2 separate regions of the Mus musculus genome follow, and region 1 is linked to region 2. A link is a loop called in an ENCODE intact Hi-C map of the cell type or tissue named here. Cell type or tissue: left cerebral cortex. All regions are shown on one strand. Links, peaks and the distances in the headings refer to the core of each region. The heading gives the core; the rest is flanking DNA.

Region 1 (2,901 bases), core at 277-2,776, 130 kb after region 2:
ACGACTGTTCCATGCGAGAGTTAGGGGAAAGTCTTTATCTTATTTCTAATTGTCGATAGGAGAGAGAGAACAGCCAAAGCCATCTGGAAGAGTGCAGAGCACAGGGAGACAGGGAGAAAGGCTGAACAGGGCCCGCAGACTGGGCGGGGCCAGGGCTATCTGCAGGTATTCCTTCTACGCTCCGCCCAACAGTTACCTAGCAACAGCCAGGTAGGTCTGGCTTGCTATAAAAGGGCCTGTTTGGCCCACCTTCCTTCTTTCTCTTCTCTTCTTTCTCTTCTCTTCTCTTCTCTTCTCTTCTCTTCTCTTCTCTTCTCTTCTCTTCTCTTCTCTTCTTCTCTTCTCTCTTTTCTCCTCTCTTTTCTTCTCTTCTCTTCTCTTCTCTTCTCTCCCCTTCCCCCTCCCCCTTCCCTTCTGGAACTCTTCAGTGTCACTCTCCGAACTGTCCCGCACGCTTGTGAGAAAATCAAGAAACGAGGAATCAAACACAAGATTTGGAAAGGGAAGAAATTAAAGGTCGTCCTATGTTAGTATCTCTGGAGTGGCCCCTCAGCACCTGTAAAACCTGAGAGCAGAAGAAACGAGAAGGGAGAAAAGCAGAGGAGGAAGGGTGTCTACCCTAAGAGCCCTAGGCTTCCATTCTTCCTAATACAGGACAAACGGCTCAGGGGAAAGTTTACAAAGCGCAGGCCGAGCTCGCGAGGAGACGCCCGGCGCCTCCCTCTCTCACTCCCGCAGGCATTCCGGGCATCCTGTTAGAATGGCCTGAACGCCCTCTGCTCTACACGGCCCGGACCCACGGTGACCCCGGGACCACGGTGAAGCAGAGACAGCCGGCCCCAACAACCAATCCTGGGAGGAGTGGGCGGTGCCTCGCGGCGCGGAGGCGGAGCTGTTTCTCTGGCAACGAGCCCGCATCGCGGAGGGGGAGGGGAGGGCGAGGGAGGGGGGAGTGGGCGCGGGTGTCACTGTCGTAGCTCGGCGGGCTAGCAGGCTCTGGGCTCCAGAGCCTGGTTGTGCGGTCAAACGGGCGTCCGTCCGCGTTCCCGGTGCCAGTCCGAGTGCCCCGAGGCTGAGGCGAGGAGCTAGCCGCCTCCCCCGCTGGCGCCGGGAAGCGTCGCTCCTTCTCGCTGACCTTGGTCTCACTTGCCGCTTCGCCCTTGGCCACACTCAGTAGCCAGCACATGGTCGGAGAAACCTGCAGACAGGTCCCCGGTTAGGCCGAGACCCGCGATACAGACACACAAACTGCTGTTGCCCTTCCCGCCGGCTCCGGGGCGTCGGGTCGCCCCCACCCCCCGAGGCCCGGGAGATCCAGTCCAGGGTTAATGCCAACGAGTTTCCACCTCCAGCCGCTCCTAGAGAGGCCGCGGCGCGAGCCAGCGGGGGGAACTGGCCAGGGACGGACACTTCCTGTGCGGGGGGAGGGGGCAGGGGCGCAGTAGCCCGGCCGGGGCTAGGGGCCGAGACTAGAGGGTCTCGGGCTGGGAGTTGTGGCTGGGGGACGGCCGGAGGAGTCGCCTCGCCCCTCACCTCCGAGGCCACGACGCGCGGGGGCCGGTGAGGGCCACGAGACAATCGGGGACCTTGGGAGGGGGGCGGGGCAGCGGACAGGGGCGGGGCCGGAGAGGCCCAGGGTCAAGACGTCCGGCCTTCGCGGCCGAAGCCAGGCCGCCCGGTCTCCTCGGAGGCTCTGAACGCGCGGGTGGCGAGGGCTCGGGGCTCCAGGCACTCGAACTGGGTCGTAGGATCGTCCGCCATCGCCACCGCCGCCGCACTGGGAACTGGCAGGGATGGAGCGGGAGGCGTCGTCGTGGGGCCTGGAGTCCCGGGATGTGCACAGTCCCAACGCAGTGGGCAGCCCCGAAGGGTCTCTCAAAGGTGAGGGAAGGACCGCGCCTCTTAGGAGTGTGCCAGAAAACTGGGCTGTGGCCTGCGGGAGGGAAATAAGGCCGGAATCTTAAACACTTGGAAGTGGGGTGGAGGGTGGAGACTGAGTGCCCCGGGTCTTTAGAGGGGAGGTGGTACATTTTGTCACCTCACTTGTAGGGGCCAATGACCCTGCTTGGGGAGTGGGAAGAGAATTTTGGGACAATTAATGGACCCAATGACCTTCCAGACCCCCATTCAATCTGGATTTTCTGTAATTCTCAGATCCTGCAGGCAACACAAGTGAGAATGAAGAAGGGGAAATTTCTCAGCGAGAAGGCAATGGGGACTATGAAGTTGAAGAAATACCTTTTGGGCTTGAACCCCAAAGCCCAGAGTTTGAGCCACAAAGCCCAGAATTTGAATCCCAGAGCCCCAGGTTTGAGCCTGAAAGCCCAGGGTTTGAATCCCGAAGCCCTGGGTTTGTGCCCCCAAGCCCTGAGTTTGCACCCAGAAGTCCTGAATCAGATCCTCAGAGCCCGGAGTTTGAATCCCAGAGTCCTAAGTATGAGCCCCGAAGCCCTGGCTGCCATCCCAGGAGCCCTGGCTGTGAACCTGGGAGTCCTAGGTATGAACCCAAAAGCCCTGGGTACGGTTCAAAGAGCCCCGAATTTGAATCTCAAAGTCCAGGGTATGAATCTCAGAGCCCCGGGTATGAACCGCAGAACTCTGGAGATGGCGTTCAGAATTCTGAGTTCAAAACCCATAGCCCTGAGTTTGAAACTCAAAGTTCCAAATTCCAGGAAGGTGCAGAGATGCCTCTGAGCCCCGAGGAAAAGAATCCCTTGAGCATCTCCCTAGGAGTCCACCCCCTGGATTCCTTTACTCAAGGGTTTGGGGAGCAGCCCACAGGAGCGCTGCCTCCATTTGACATGCCTTCGGGGGCTCTGCTGGCTGCACCCCAGTTTGAGATGCTCCAGAATCCACTGAATCTGACAGGAACCCTGCGTGGGCCAGGCCGTAGGGGTGGCC
Region 2 (2,901 bases), core at 164-2,663:
ACCCACAGTATGTCTCCGGGGCCTGGACTGGCTTGGCTGGGATGGGACAGGAGGCCAGCTACCTGGGTCAGGGGGCCCTAGATCAGGGCAGGAGTAGCTTCGTCCCAGAGATGACTTAGAGACAGGTGCTAGGGAATTGCACTGAGTCCGCCACTGGCGGATAGGGGGCCTGGGGCTGACAGATGTAATTTTCTCAGTAGCCCTGGACTGCTCAGCCTCCGAGATGGCAATCTTCAATTCTAATTTCATGGGAGGTGAAGGGGGTGGAGGCTGTGGTGTTTTGTTAGGTGTGAAGAAGATATCAGCAAAGCTTTCAAGCTTTGATCGGACGGAACGGAAGAGAGGGGCCAAGCCCCAGGGACTGAGACGGGGTCGTAAAAGGCTTGACGATGTTGGAATCACCGGGGTCTCCAGAGCAGGATCTGCAGTTGGAGAAAGGACGCTCAGGTGACTAAAACATTACCTCAGAAGCCTCAGTTTCTTCCTCCAAACACTAATCTGTCTCTAGAGGAGTGAGCCTGCTCCTAAAATGCTGTAATAGGATTGCCTAATGCCATAAGCCCTGGATTTGATCCCCAGTACTGCAAAGCAAGGCCATAACTGCTCAACTCCTTGAGCCTAAATCCCATTGTTACACAGCCTGCTCTGCCAAGGGAGCCGGCTAAGCTCCACCCACAGTTCTGCTCCTCCTGTTTCAAGCTTAACCGTGGCAGTTCCAAATTCTTCAGTCTCATTCCTCTATTTGAGTCCTTACCTGGTACTGGACTCTCTGGAGGATCTGCAGGTAGAGTAGACAGTTGGAATGGGGGTTCTAGGTCACTGGGTGTAGGCATTGGCTGACCAGCTTTTGTCACAGGCTCAGCTCTCGGGTGAAGGGACAAAGTAAGAGTTGGGCGTGCTTCCAAGTCCAGACCCCTTCTGTGGCAGTGCTTCCCCGGGCCCTTCAGGCTTCTGAAGGTGCTGTAAGGAAGGATTAGACAGGTAAATCCTGATGCCCCCAGCTCTGGATATCTGCATGATAGCTTTGATAATCCTTTCCCCACCCTCTCACCTTTGTGCTGGGACAATGAGGTTGGGCTGATCTTCATCAAAACCCTGGATATAAACAGGGGAGGTATTTTGAAAAGGCAGGAAGCCATTTTTGGCTTCTCCAGTTCCCCATGATATTCACAGATATCTGCTTGGTTGTACACAAAAGATTTTTTTCTTATTTCCTTTAAGTAGTGTCCACCAAATAAAATTTTGTTGTCATTGGGGTAGTGGCACATGCCTTTATCCCAATACTTGAAAATAGATACAGGCTATAAATTGGGATAGCCTAGTCTACACAGCAAGTTTTAGGCCAACCAAGTCTACATATTGAGACCTTGTCTTAAAACAAACAAGCAAACAAATAAAAACTTGTGTTTTGGCCTTTACAGAAATCCACCTCTAGCCCCATGCTTGCCCTAGCTGGAACCAGACATCTTCACTGTACTTTCTTATACCTCTGCTGGTTGTCTGCCACTGGCAATGTCTTCCAGTACCACCACTAGGGTGGGCTGTGGGACCTGGTCTGTCTTTTTTGAGGGGCTCTCCTCTGGGCCAGATGCTGCCCTTGATCTCATTCTCAAGGCAGGCGAGGACTGGCGGGCTCGAGTCAAGGGTTCTCTGCACAAATGCAGTGGGTCAGGAGGCCTAGAGAAAGAACAAGAAGGTCGGCGGGGTCAGTGGGCTCAGCTGTCTTCTCAGCTTAAACCCTTCCCTTTCACACTTACCTGGCTTGCATGGACCACTTGACCTGTTGGGATGGTAAAGCAGGTGACTGTGTGCAGACAGGATCCTGATGATGGTTGTGAGTCAGTGGGCTGGGAGTGTCCTCTTTGTGTGTCAGGGGGACCTACAAGAGGAAGGGCTGTAAGATGCAAGCAAAACTGGGTTTATGCCTATAATCCCAGCATTTGTGAGGCTAACACAGAAGACTGCTCAGAGTTCCAGGCCAGCCTGGTCTAAAAGGTGAGACGCTGTCTCAGTAAGACAAAACAAAACCCAGAGAAATAGAGTGACTGGACAGGGTCTTCTGTGTCTCACTGTGTCCTTAGCCACAGAGGTGAAAGAGATTTTCAGCTGGACTCCACGAAAATCCCTAAAAGAGGTGATTTGGTCTAAATTAGGGGTGAGATATTATTAGTCAGGAACTACAGGCGTGAAATGATGTAATCTCTTCTTCTTACCCAGGTTCTAGAGAAATAGAAAAATGGTAAAAGACAGTACCATTTTTCTCATGTCTGCCTTGTGGCCAAAGACACTACCAGCATGCTTCCGAACAAGAGAACAGAGAAGTGACAATTTTGGATTTTTGGGTTTTTTTTTTCTTTCTTTCTTTTTTTGGGTTTTTTTTTTGGGGGGGGGTTGTTTGTTTGTTTTCTGAGACAGGGATTCTCTGTGTAGCTCTGGCTGTCCTGGAACTCACTCTGTAGACCAGGCTGGCCTCGAACTCAGAGATCTGCCTGCCTCTGCCTCCCAAGTGCTGGGATTAAAGGCTTGCACCACCACTGCCCGGCTTTGGTTTCTTTTTTAAAAAGCACGAAAATATCATGTTTTTGTTTTACTCCCAGGTGTGGGATATGGGACTGCTTTAGATTGTCCATAGCAACTTACTAAGATTTGCCTCCAGCAGGGGCATAATTTTGCCAGCTACAGACAGGTTCTGCAATTGTATGACTTTTGGAATTCTGGGGACTTTTCATGTTAAGGCCCCCAAGGAATGGGTTGGTTATTGATTGGATGTTTGTTATTATTCACAAGAAGAAAGTAGATATCCTGATGGCGAAGATCAAACCTGCCCCAAGGAACTCGACACCCCTAATCAGCAGAAAGTAGCCTACCATCGCCCCATTCCCTCCCTTGCCTTTATTCGGA

The links. Peaks named below come from ENCODE experiments on the same cell type or tissue, not always from the same donor. Only the 100,000 strongest peaks of a DNase experiment are listed, where the experiment ranks them.
Region 1: it touches region 2 in a loop (2.2-fold over the local background); 2 of 42 quality-filtered maps call a loop at or near these places.

Annotation. Positions count from the first base shown.
Region 1 is chr7:127,344,129-127,347,029 of GRCm38, reverse strand. It overlaps Zfp768 (zinc finger protein 768), which reads left to right and starts at 1,716. Exons shown (of 2, transcript NM_146202.1): 1 at 1,716-1,881; 2 at 2,155-2,901. The coding sequence starts at 1,794. In left cerebral cortex, for the core only: no CTCF peak of the experiment used is centred there; DNase peaks (open chromatin) are centred at 874, 1,236 and 1,736; H3K4me3 peaks cover 2,047 bases; H3K27ac peaks cover 1,905 bases.
Region 2 is chr7:127,472,573-127,475,473 of GRCm38, reverse strand. It overlaps Prr14 (proline rich 14), which reads right to left. Exons shown (of 11, transcript NM_145589.2): 3 at 1,758-1,879; 4 at 1,488-1,677; 5 at 1,052-1,095; 6 at 755-960; 7 at 1-422. Among named protein-coding and RNA genes, the nearest start is that of Prr14, 2.4 kb to the right of the region's middle. In left cerebral cortex, for the core only: CTCF peaks have their summits at 1,527 and 2,634; a DNase peak (open chromatin) is centred at 1,591; H3K4me3 peaks cover 43 bases; H3K27ac peaks cover 132 bases.